Linked DNA regions of Homo sapiens: all the other regions are linked to region 2. Evidence: read pairs that join two places in POLR2A ChIA-PET (ENCODE). Cell type or tissue: GM12878. All regions are shown on one strand.

What was found. ChIA-PET counts read pairs that join two places held together with the same protein. Peaks named below come from ENCODE experiments on the same cell type or tissue, not always from the same donor. Only the 100,000 strongest peaks of a DNase experiment are listed, where the experiment ranks them.
Region 1: POLR2A ChIA-PET joins it to region 2 with 5 read pairs; 1 of 35 experiments calls an interaction of 5 or more read pairs at or near these places.
Region 3: POLR2A ChIA-PET joins it to region 2 with 7 read pairs; 2 of 35 experiments call an interaction of 5 or more read pairs at or near these places.

The regions. Positions count from the first base shown.
Region 1 is chr1:207,414,639-207,418,638 of GRCh38, forward strand. LOC124904498 (a long non-coding RNA gene) reads right to left here and starts at 1,596. Exons shown (of 2, transcript XR_007066848.1): 1 at 1,414-1,596. It overlaps LOC105372880 (a long non-coding RNA gene), which reads left to right and starts at 1,707. Exons shown (of 3, transcript XR_922484.2): 1 at 1,707-1,974. In GM12878, no CTCF peak of the experiment used is centred here; a DNase peak (open chromatin) is centred at 103; H3K27ac peaks cover 977 bases.
Region 2 is chr1:206,831,814-206,835,813 of GRCh38, forward strand. The region is part of intron 2 of IL19 (interleukin 19); the gene reads left to right. Among named protein-coding and RNA genes, the nearest start is that of IL20, 32 kb to the right of the region's middle. RefSeq lists a silencer at 1-173. In GM12878, no CTCF peak of the experiment used is centred here; a DNase peak (open chromatin) is centred at 1,534.
Region 3 is chr1:206,760,780-206,764,779 of GRCh38, forward strand. No RefSeq gene overlaps it. Among named protein-coding and RNA genes, the nearest start is that of IL19, 8.0 kb to the right of the region's middle. RefSeq lists a silencer at 2,999-3,197. In GM12878, no CTCF peak of the experiment used is centred here; no DNase peak of the experiment used is centred here.

The DNA of each region.
Region 1 (4,000 bases), 580 kb after region 2:
CTGACATGTTATTTTCTGCTGTCTGACACTTTCCGAGTTGGCAGGTTTCTGTGGCTTCTACACCACACGTGAGACATGAGACATTCTCATAAGGCAGAGGCACCCAGCTCCTGTCAGTTCTACTCTCCAGCTGTAGCATGCTGCCATTTCCCTCTGAGGTCATGCAAGACCTACCACCACCAAAGTCAATCTCAGGTCCCCTCTACTCTGAAATGCACAAGCCTGTCTCTCAACCCCTGGGAATCATTTCGTTCTCTGGAGGGAGTTTCACTGATCCCCTTCTGTTTCTTCCAAACTCCCAATTTCTCTTAAAAATTTTGAAAACATTTATACTCACAAATAAAAGACCGGAAATCTTGCAGATAACTTCTGCTTTTTTACCAACCTTATGCCTTCCCAGAAGTTATGAAGTGCAGTCACAGTGATCAATTGAATGAGGAAGGAAATGGGGGAAATTGGTAGGGCAGGGGTAAGGAGGTCATTGCACTCAAAATATCTAGACAAATAACAAGATTTTAAGCAAATACAAATATAAACACTTAGACATGCTCTGGGAGAAAATTGGAGAAATGTAGCAAGTATAAAGAAACAGAAATTATTCACAATCACACCACCTGAAGTTAACATTTTGATATATAGTCTTTTAATTTTTTCTCTAAGAACAGAGATGTGCCTTGAAACTTGAAGTTCAGGACAGGCGTGGTGATGCACATCTATAATCCTAGCACTCTGAGTGACCAAGGTGGGAGGATGGCTTAAGGCCAGGAGTTTGAGACCAGCCTAGGCAACATAGCAAGACCCTCTCTCCAAAGAAAATTTAAAAATTAGCCAGGTGTACTTGGCACATGCCTGTAGTCTCAGCTACTCAGGAGGATGAGGCAGGAGGATTGCTTGAGCACAGAAGTTTGAATTTGCAGTGAGCTACTGTAGCAGGACGAGCCGTGGACAAAACCTCTCAGACACCAGGTTAAGGAAGGATTTGGCTTTATTTTGCCAGGAGCTTCGGCAGACTCACGTCTCAACGTCCGGGAGCTTCGGCAGACTAGCGCCTCAAGAACCCAGCTCTCTGAAGAATTTATTTGGCCAGGAGCTTCATCAGACTCACGTCTCAAAAACCGAGCTCTCAGACAGTGGGTTAAGGAAGGATTTGGCTTTATTTGGCCGTGTCTGAGAGGTTTTGTCCGTGGCTTGTCCTGCTACACTATGATCATGCCACCACACTCCAGCCTGGGCAACAGAATGAGACCCTATCTCAAAAAAAAAAAAAAAAAAAAAATTCATACAATATATATTGCTTGTCTTTCAGAGTCACCCTTTCTTAAGTAATTAAAGAAAATATTTTATGTGATTTCCAGAAGCCCAGAGCCCTTTCTACTGGTTTTGAGTTTTCTGAATGAAAGAGAACATGCTTACCTTCTTCTGATTCCTCATTTTTTACCCACTGCTTTTGATTTTCTATAGATGTTCTATGCTGTCCAATACCAAGCCATAAGTTACATGTGGCTATTTAAATTTGAGCTAGTTAAGTCTAAATAAAATGGAAACTTCAGCTCCCAGTCACACTAGCCATATTTTAAATATTCAGTAGGCACATATGGCTAGTGGCTATTGTATTAGGTAGTACAGATCTAGAACACTTCATTGTTGTAGAAAGTTCTATTAAACAGTGTGTTCTAGCTGACCTCGACTCAATCTGACTCCTCCTATGCACCTGCTATCATTTCCTTTTATCATCTAGCTCCCATTCCTGTATTTCCCCAAACACCAAAAACACATTGCTGCTGGACATGTTTTTTAAAAAGCATTTTTAAAGGTTTAGCAATAGCAGAAGATTATTGCCAAAAGAAAGCAGAAAAACAAGTTAAAAACAAATAGTAGGTGTCAATGTTGCACAAATTTGCTAACCTGCACTGACCTAGTGTATACATCCAACCAACTAGTTAACCAGTTGGGCCTCAGTTCAGCAACTGATAGGTAAGATAATCATTATTTTTTATCCAACCATTACCTGACTTGGAATAACTATCATGCTCTTTTCTTCTAATTAAAAACATCATATAATATGTAGAATATAAAGGTAAAAATTCAGAGCAGCGAGGCAGGCGGATCACGAGGTCAGGAGTTTGAGACCAGCCTGGCCAATATGGTGAAACCCTGTCTCTACTAAAAACACAAAAATAGCCGGGCGTGGTGGTGGGCGCCTGTAATCCCAGCTACTCAGGAGGCTGAGGTGGGAGAACTGCTTGAACCTGGGAGGCGGAGTTTGTATTGAACCAGAGATCGCGCCATTGCACTCCAACCTGGGCGACCGAGTGAGACTCTGACTCAAAAAAAAAAAAAAAAAAAAATTCCGGAGCAGGTATTCTCATGCAATTAGGAGATGTTTATTGTCACTACAGAAACAACCTTTCACTGCTCCCTGGCCTACTACAACCTTGTTGATCTTTTTGCTGCCTCTCTTTCCTGATCATGTGCTCCAGCATTCTATCTTTCAGGCCATCAACGTAAAAACTAAAAACTCTTGTTATTCTGTCACACTGAATAATTTGGCTCCTGATTTTTTGAAACCTCTCCCTATCTAGACTGGCCTGTGGCCTTGCCTCCCAGAGCAAAAGAACTTCCTTCATCAAGCTTCCCTAAACAAAAGAGCAGTTTTTCCCCAAGAAGAATTTTGCTATTCTGTCATTCTTTTAAAATGCTGAAGTAGCCACTAGAAAATTTGGTTTTATAAATGACTTTTTCTTGTTTCATGCTGCTTTTTTTTTACTTCTCAATGTTTCATAAGTATTTTATTATTTTTGTAAAGGCATGTAATAATATTCCATAGATATACCCTACTTTACTTAACTATCTCTTATGGTTGGGTACGTTTGCAGTGAGCTATGATCGCACCATCACACTCCAGCATGGGCAACAGAGCAAATCCTATTGGCTTTACTGTTGAAACATGGTAGTAATGATCCACATGAAGATACCTAAATAACTTTGTTACAAACCCTACCTACTTAGCATACAGTGGGCAAAGCTGATTAATCTCATATTTAGAAGTTGTATGAACAAGCGCAACATTGCACCTCCTACAACTGTGAGTAAAATAAATGTCGTTCTCATCTTTGCATCTGCCTATAAAGCTTATTTTAATAGAAATGAAGATAACATAAAGACTATATGGTTTACTGACTGATTCTGAATCAGAGAACTTGGAGAAAGAAAATTATATGATCAAGACTTTAAATTCTCAATTCAAGCTTGAATAAAGAACAAGAAATTTTTTGAAGGCCCCCCCAAAATTATCTCACGTAGTCAACGAGTAAACATTTCTTAAAAGAAAAACAAAACAAAAAAAAGAACTAAAGTTATATCCTGTGGGTGACAGACTTACAATGAGAAATGTTTATTTTGAAGAGGCTTTAATGAACTTCCCAAAGAAGTTACCTTGGAGGGGAATGCTGATCCTCATCAAGACCCACCTCCAGCAGCTCTCATTGGTTCTAGATCTATAATTATTTTTAAGTTCTCTCAGCTCCCCAGGCTTGATTTTATGTGTGACCTGGGAGGAAGTATTATATACATGGAAAGAATTTCCAGATTTCTCTTATTTATGTCTGTAGAAATCCAGGGAATATAAATGGGAGTGGATCTTAAACATGTTAGACCAGAGTGAAAGAAATATGTCATATATATATTTTTACCAGGTGAGTGCTAGCATTAGTGCATTTTCAGCATGAGAGCACTAACAAAAGATTCTGGGTTTGATGCATTAGCTTAGACAACTGGGAGTGGCTCTAAAAATCTGCTCCACTGGTTGACTAAAACCTAAACTCAAAGGTGACCTATGCTGAATAGACTGGAGAATGTCAGAGCTTTCTAAGTATATTGTAGAGGAAGGTATCTAACCATAAAGGAAATTTCTGCTTCCAGCAAAGGTGGAAAAGAGGAACTGGGTTTATCCTCCCGCCTACATAACAAAAAAATAGATGACATATAGGAAACAATTATT
Region 2 (4,000 bases):
TACACCACATGCTGGAAGAGGAGCTATAAACACATCACTTATTTCCCTTCCCCTGCAAGCTTCCTGATATGACATATCTGCCCTGAAATGAAAGCTAGGTCAGAACATATAGCCTGAGCACAAGGGGTGAATGTGGGGTGAGACTCAGCATGGACAGTGTTGCAAATCCCCTTACATGTGCAGCTGGGCTCTGAGCTGCTATTCTCACATGTGCAGAGGGACTCCGAGCCAGGCAGCTCAGGCCCTGCTGGGAAAACAGCACCCACCTCCCTCCATCCCACCCCTCTGGGGGAAACAAGGGTGGGAGTAGGGGAGATTCCCGAGGTCAAGAGTAGCTCTTTGCACCCTCTCCAAAGGAGCAGAAAGATGTCCATTAGCTCCTAACAAAGGTGTCTTCTCCTTTTCCAGGTGCCTGGCACACAGGATAGAAATACATAATATTTATTAAGGAGTACTTACTATGACACAGGTCCTTTAGCTCATTCAAATCCTCACAGTTTTATTTTACCTATTTTATGGAGCTTCAGAAAGGCTTTAAGTAGCTTTTCCAGTGTCTATAGACCTAATGCATTTCATCCAGACTCTGCAATAGGGCCACATATTGCTCAACTCCATGGAACCTCATTCCCATAGAAGGCAATAGGCATGGTAACCTTTCTGAGCAAGGCAGAGAGGGTACCTGCCTGGCCATACCCTCGTCTTATTTCCTTAATTGTTTTCTTTCTTCTTTAAGATATAGCTGATTAATCATTATTATGAAATGCCTCTTTCTTCTGGGTCTTGACATGCAGCTTCTAGGAAAAATGATAAACTCCCCATCTCCATGCAAATGAGATTTTTTTTGCAATTCTATGTTCATACAGAAAAATCCAAGTTAGGTCACTTTCCTGAGAGCTGTGGCATGCTACCAAGAAGAGAAGGGAGATAAGGAAGAAGAGAAGAGAGTGAACCAGGGTTTAAATCCAGAACTACGTTGTGAACCACTATAGTCTACCACTTCCCTCAACACTTACCATTTTATTATGTCCAAGATGCTGGACCACAAGACATCAAGTCCCTGGGGTTTCTTTCCCTTGCACCTGTCCCGTAAAAGGCCCTGATCTTTCCTGTCCCTTTTCCTTCTCTGCCGGTGCCCTGTGGCCCTCTCTGTCTCCCAAATCTGGCTGCAGGAACAGGGTTTGTACCAGCCCAGTGGGGTCTCATAATTGCACCTCATCCCAAGGTCACTTCATTTGGTTAAAAATAAGCTCCATTTATTCTGGGAGTCTGTGTTTGGGGATGTCAAAAGACAAAATTACAACACATTTAGTTTAAAGATCTTAATTGGCTTTTATTTGCAATTCTAGAATCAGGCAACATCCTATTTTATAAAAATAGAATGAGTGGTCCCATGAGCTGACAGAGGAGAGTGGTTTTGTGGGCAGACAACTGCTAGAGGAAGCAGAAACAGAGAACAAAAAGCAAACTGGTCATTTAAAAGTTACTTTCCTTGTAAAGGTTAGAGCAGAGGAGACTTCCTTATACGCTGGCTAAAACTGGCTTGTTTCAGGATTTGGCTATTATCTTTCTCTCTCCTGATTTCTCAGAAGGTTAGATAAACAGTTTAGTTTCAGCTTGGTGGTGTGGAACTTCATTCAGCATGAGCGACTCCATTTAGGTTTGGCCTATTGGCCTAGTGCAGTAACTCAGTCCAAACCAATTACCCCCTGGAAATTTTATTTAATGGGAAGAAACTGTTTATACCCTATCTTTTCATTGCCCCAAACCTGATCCCTAGAGAACTTCTTGGTAAAGAGTTTATGTAAAAAGGTAATTTAGTTAGAGAGTCTTCTAGCCCAAGAATAAGGATTTCAGGTCCTGGCTCTGCCACTGGCTGATCTTAAACCTCTCTTCTTTCCAGTCTCATTTTCTCTCTCTCTGCATTAATCAAGAATGAGAGAACCCTCCAGGGGACAAGATGAAGGGGAAATAGATGATGTGCAAAGAAATCCTTGCTTTATGAGGGGAAAAAGTGTTCCTCATGAAGTTCAACAAAATGATGCAGGTAAAGCAGTTAGCTAGCACCTGGCACATGGCAGACACTCATAGCTGCCTAAGGCATTGGAGAACTGGATCGTGCTGCAGCCAGAGGCACCTGCAGAGCCTCATGGGCTGGCTGCTGCAGGGTGTGGCTGATTGAGAGTGCTTTTGTGAGTTGGCCTGCAGGGTACACTTGGTAACGTGCCACAGCTCTCAGGAAAGTGACCTAAGTTGGATTTTTCTGCATGGACATAGAATTGCAAAAAATTCTCATTTGCATGGAGATGGGGAGTTTATTTTTCCTAGAAGCTGCATGTCAAGACCCAGAAGAAAGAGGCATTTCATAATAATGATTAATCAGCTATATCTTAAAGAAGAAAGAAAACAATTAAGGAAATACAATACTAAGAAAACAAGGGGAAAAAACAATCTCCCCAAGGTGGATCCACCCAGCAAACCTTGACAGCATTTCCTCTTATCCACCTGAATAAAAATGACCAGCCCTTTCCAAATGGCAGAGAGCACTGAGAGGAGACACAAGGAGCAGCCCGCAAGCACCAAGTGAGAGGTGAGGCTCACGCTGTCCGTCATCAGGGGCTCCTATGCACCGCCATCCTAGCCCTCCTCCTTCACTGCCGCAGGGAGGTGACCTGTTACCATTGTGTATGGCTATGATGTTCCAGATGCTGGGCATTTGGTAGAATGGGAAGGGGTACTCTATAGAAAAGGTGAATTTTCTAGTATCTTATTTTCAACGAGAAGAGATAGAGAGTGGGAAAGAAGGAGTGAAGGAAGGAAAGGTCAAGGATTTAATGTCTTTACTATTGCTTTTTTGTTCCAAGAACTGTGTTGGGCACTTTATAATGTGTTATCATTGTTTAATCCTTTGCAATGTGAAATATCTTTTTAAATGTAAGGAGCATCACTGGTTCAGAAATGGGTTCCTGTCTGTCTGGTGTCAGGGGAGCTACTGGGATCCCAGGCTATGATGTCAGAGGGAAACAATGTTGTAAGTGGGGTGGAGTAGCAGTAAAGACAGCCAGCTCAGGGACTGGCCCGCCTTCTCTCAAACCCTGGCTTGGGCAGGTTACTTCATTTTTTTGGTAAAATGGGAACAGAAACAGAGCCTACTTCATAGGGTGGTTGTGAGCATTAAATGAGAAAATTACGTAAAATTCTTGGGACAGTGCCCAATGCACATGGCACGCAGGATAAATGTTACTTACTACTAATATCTGAATTAGCCAAGATGTCTGGAATTGCCTCACCAAGCTAAGGGAGACATCTTTCTCCTCCACAAAATGCGCAAGTCTCCTGGCATGGGATGAGCAGGCAATATCTGCCTGCTTCTGAGAGTTACCTTGTCAGAAGAAAAACTGCACTCTCTTTCTTGGCTTTCTAGAAGCACCCCAGTAGCGTTCTGAGGAGACAGAGCTCTGGGGGACTCTCTACAAACTTCCCTGGCAATGGGGCCCATCCTTGTTTAGCCAGAAAGAGAGGTTGATAAAAGAGGAAAGGAGCTCTTTGGCTTAATGCCTGCCACGTGGTAAGGTCTTGACATACACCTGTCTATTCCCTGGGAATGATGCCCAGTTAAGGAGAGACAGGCAAAAATGGTTTCTAAACAGGATTTGCTGTTTCTGGCTTTCCAGAGGAGCTGGGAATCCTGAGGAAGGCATGGGGAGTGGGGGCAGCTGGGGTTCACACTCACACGTGTGAGTTACAGCAGCTTTAACTATAGCTCTACAGTCCTCGCAGCTGGCTCCCTGTGTCTTATGCCCTCCTCTCCTCCACGGCCACACACGATACACTTACCTTGGCACACACAGCTGTAAATGGGAGATCTCAGTGGGCACCATGCAAAGTGCATAGCAGAGGGCTGCTCTCGTCACATGTGTTGTCATAAGACATGCGTTAAGGCTAAGCTCTATTTATAAGCTTGTGAAATGTGGGTGAAAACAGAGATAACCCCATAAGCTGT
Region 3 (4,000 bases), 71 kb before region 2:
ATCTATACTTAATAGTATGTGTAGCTATTATTGCTCTAAATGGCAGTTAGGCATGTATATTAAGCTGTTCACTGGATTTATAGAACTCTAGGGGCTATAATTCATAATGTGTATTTTTTTACTTCACCAAGCCAAGCATTTCTGAGGTCACCTTCAGGAAATTGAAAGTGGGCACTCAAAAATGGTTGCTTCCTTTCTTTCCCTTCCAAGTGCAGGGACAAACCATTTACTCTTTCCGCCCAGAAATGGTGGTAGGGAGGCAGAAGGCACTGTAAGGAAAAGCCCAGGTCTATGATTGGTACAAGCGCAAGGCATGTCCAGCTATTTTCCATGGTGTTGGCACCTATTGTTCCATCTGGTTGGATGGGAGCATTTTCCCAAATGTCTGCGATAGAGCTGCTTTTATTAAGTATTTACTCTGTGCCGGGAGACTTTTATGTATTCAAGCCTTTATTTTTTCTGACGACACCTTGAAAGAGTAATTATTCTCTCCATGTTACAGAGGAGAATACCAAGCTAGGGAATGTCTCAAGGTCATGTAGCTGAGAAGTAAGTGGAAGCCTGGGCTCAGACTCCAGAGGCTGTGCATGTCACCCTGTGCTGTAGAGTCAGAGGTACGCTGTGTCACTTTCCTTAGGTCTTTTATGTCCCCCTTGTCCTCTCCAGCCAGGGTGCCAAGGAGGCCTCTGGAAGCTAAAGGCTCAATGGCAGCTCAATTCTGCTGGGGGAGGGAGCTGTTGATAATACACAGATAAATGGGAACTGCCTGGCAAATTAGGAGTGCAGATGCTGTAGACACAGGAATGAGTCCTGGAGGAGGATTCCAGTGGGAATAGGCCTGGTGGACTGGAGGAGTCAGTGGCTGGAATGAGGAACTACAGGCTCGAACAGAATTTAGAGGTCATCTAGTTTAGCGACTTTTAAGCTTTTAATTGAAGGACTGCTGCTATTAAATTTCTCCAGAGACTCTCTGTTTTAAAATGTTTTGGCTGCTTAAAAACTTTTTAAAGAAATAATTCCATTTTCTGATTGCCTTAATCAAAGATGTAATAGATGGGCTGGGCATGGTAGCTCATACCTGTAATCCTAGCATTTTGGGAGGCTGAGGCAGGTGGATCTCTGGAGGCCAGGAGTTCAAGACCAGCCTGGCCAACATGGTGAAACCCCGTCTCTACTAAAAATACAAAAATTAGCTGGGCGTGGTGGCGGGCACCTGTAATCTCAGCTACATGGGAGGCTGAGGCGTAAGAATCGCTTGAACCTGGGAGGCAGAGGTTACAGTGAGCTGAGATCGTGCCACTGCACACTCCAGCCTGAGCGACAGAGCGAGACTCCTTGGCAAAAAAAAAAAAAAAAAAGAAAAGAAAAAGATGTAATAGATAACGGCCAAATAGAACTCTGATTGGCATGGGACAAACTGTCTTCCCACACAAAGTGGATGACTCCATCCAAACAGGGAGAAGTGCTTTTTAATGAGCTTGTGCAGACTTATGAGAGGAGGTGTTGCTAAATGCACAATTTCCATGAGGCTTTTTCAAATTTTGGAAATTGCTCAGACTACCCCCATCACCTGCTATAAGCGCTGTCACTCTTGTCCCCAGGAGCGACTGGCTCCACTGTAGTGGCCACAGAGGTGAATGGTTTTCCCCAAGGGAAACCATTGATTCAGACCTATTTTCTTATTTATTGTTGAGGAAACTGAGTCCCAGACAAGTTAAGTAAAATCTTTGAAGTCACCAAGTGAGTTAGTGCCTAGAAGGGGTATTGAATAATGGAACCCATGTGTCACCTGGGACCCACTAGCCCCTGAAGATATGCAATTGACTGGTTCATTCTGTAGCCAGTTCTGTCGCTTATGAAAGTTGAAAGATCTTCCCATTATTTAAAATTCTGGGTTTATGTTCTTACAATTCAGCTCCCATTTCCTTGGAGTGTTAGGTCTGGTTTTCCCTAAATCACCCCAGGACTAAAGCTGGTTCCCGTATTCCACAGTTAAAACTACTCATATAAGTGTTTTGAGGGGGACACATGTCACAGAATGGGAAGTTTTGTCACTGAACTAACTTGCCTTTCTCCTTTCCTTTCCTTTCCTTTCCTTTCCTTTCCTTTCCTTTCTCTCTCTCTCTCTTTCTTCCTTCCTTCCTTTCTTTCTTTCTTTTTCTTTTTCTTTCTTTCTTTCTTCTTTCTTTTTCTTTTTCTCTTTCTTCCTTCCTTTCTTCTCTCTTTCTTTCTTTCTTCCTTCCTTCTTTCTTTCTTTTTTTCTTTCGTTCTTTCGTTCTTTTTCTTTTTTCTTTTCTTTCTTTCTTTCTTTTTTTTTTTTAAGTTTCGCTTTTGTTGCCCAGGCTGGAGTGCAATGGCACGATCTTGGCTCACTGCAACCCCTGCCTCCCAGGTTCTAGCGATTCTCCTGTTTCAGCCTCATAAGTAGCTGGGACTACAGGCTCGCGCCTGACTATTTTTTTTGTATTTTTAGTAGAGATAGGGTTTCATCACGTTGGCCAGACTGGTCTTGAACTCCTGAACTCAGGTGATCCACCCGCCTCGGCCTCTCAAAGTGCTGGGATTACAGGTGGGAGCCACGGCACCTGCTCTCTTCTTTCTTTTCATCTCTGATCTCTTCCCCTTCCTTCTGCCTTGTGCTTCACTCCCAGGGTGGAAGAACCCATTTGCTTCTTCTCTAATTTCTGTCAGTGGCTGCATAGGTAACCACATTGTCATCACAGATTGCAGGGGCTTCTCACCAGTTCCACCTTCCTTACCTCCAAAGCCAGCATCACAGACAAACAGATTTTCATTCTCCACTGTTTTCCAAACTCAAGTGTAAGGGCACAGAGTAGACATGGAAGAGAGGAAATGGATGCTTTTCTTAGAGAATAAAGGCTTGTTGAAAAAAAAATCCCATCAAAACCTCATCTCTGTGCTCCCTGTTCAAAACACATATGTACCTTCATACCTGAGATTTCATTTGGCAGTTATAGCAAACCTGGTATATTAGTCAGCTCAGGCTGCCATAGCAAAATACCACAGACTGGGTGGCTTAAACAACAAAAACGTGTTTTCTCAATGTTCTGGAGGCTAGGAAGTCCAAAATCAAGGTGCTGGCAAGGCAGGTTTCATTCTGAGTCCTCTTCTCTTGGCTTGGAGGTGGCCGTCATCTCACTGTGTGCTCACATGACCTCTTCTTTGAGCACACTTGGGGGTAGTGGGGGGAAGACAGCAAGCTCTCTAGTGTCTTCCTCATAAGGGCACTAATCTCATCCTGAGGGTCCCACCCTTATGACCTCATCTAACCCTACTCACCTCAAAAAGTTCCCCACTTCAAGTACCATCACACTGGGGGAAAGGGCTTTAAAATATGAATTTTGGTGAGACACAAACATTCAGGCCATAGCACCTGGGGAGACGTTTTGCTAGTATTCCAGATGAGAAACTAAGCCTTAGAGAAATAAATCTATTAGAGTGAGCCTATGAGAGAGGACTGGTGGGAGTGTGCATGATGATGGCCTATCCAGGCACACTGAGGCCCACCCAACTCCTCCCCTTTGCCCTGCCAGCTCAAGAGCGCAAAACTATTTCTTCTAGATTCTTAAAAGGTTGTGATTGTTTTAAAATAGGTGCACAAATTCTTGGACACTCCTCCCTTCAAAAGGCAGAATCTAATTCCTTTTCCCTTGAATGTGGGCTAGACTTACTGGTTCACTTCTAACAAACGGAATATAGCAGAAGTGATGGTGTGAGATTTCTGGAATTAGGTCGTAAAATATACTGCAACTTTCTCCTTATTCTCTCTTGCATCATTGGCTCTGGGGAGGACAGCTGCCATGTTGCGAGGACACTCAAGAAGCCCTGTGAAGAAGAACCAAGGCCACCTGCCAACAGCCCTGTGAGTGTGCCATGTTACTCATGAATCCGTTAGCCCAGTCAGGCCACCAGGTGACTGCAGCCCTGGCTGTACTTCTGACAAAGCCTCATTAGAAATCCTGAGATGGAATTCCTAGTT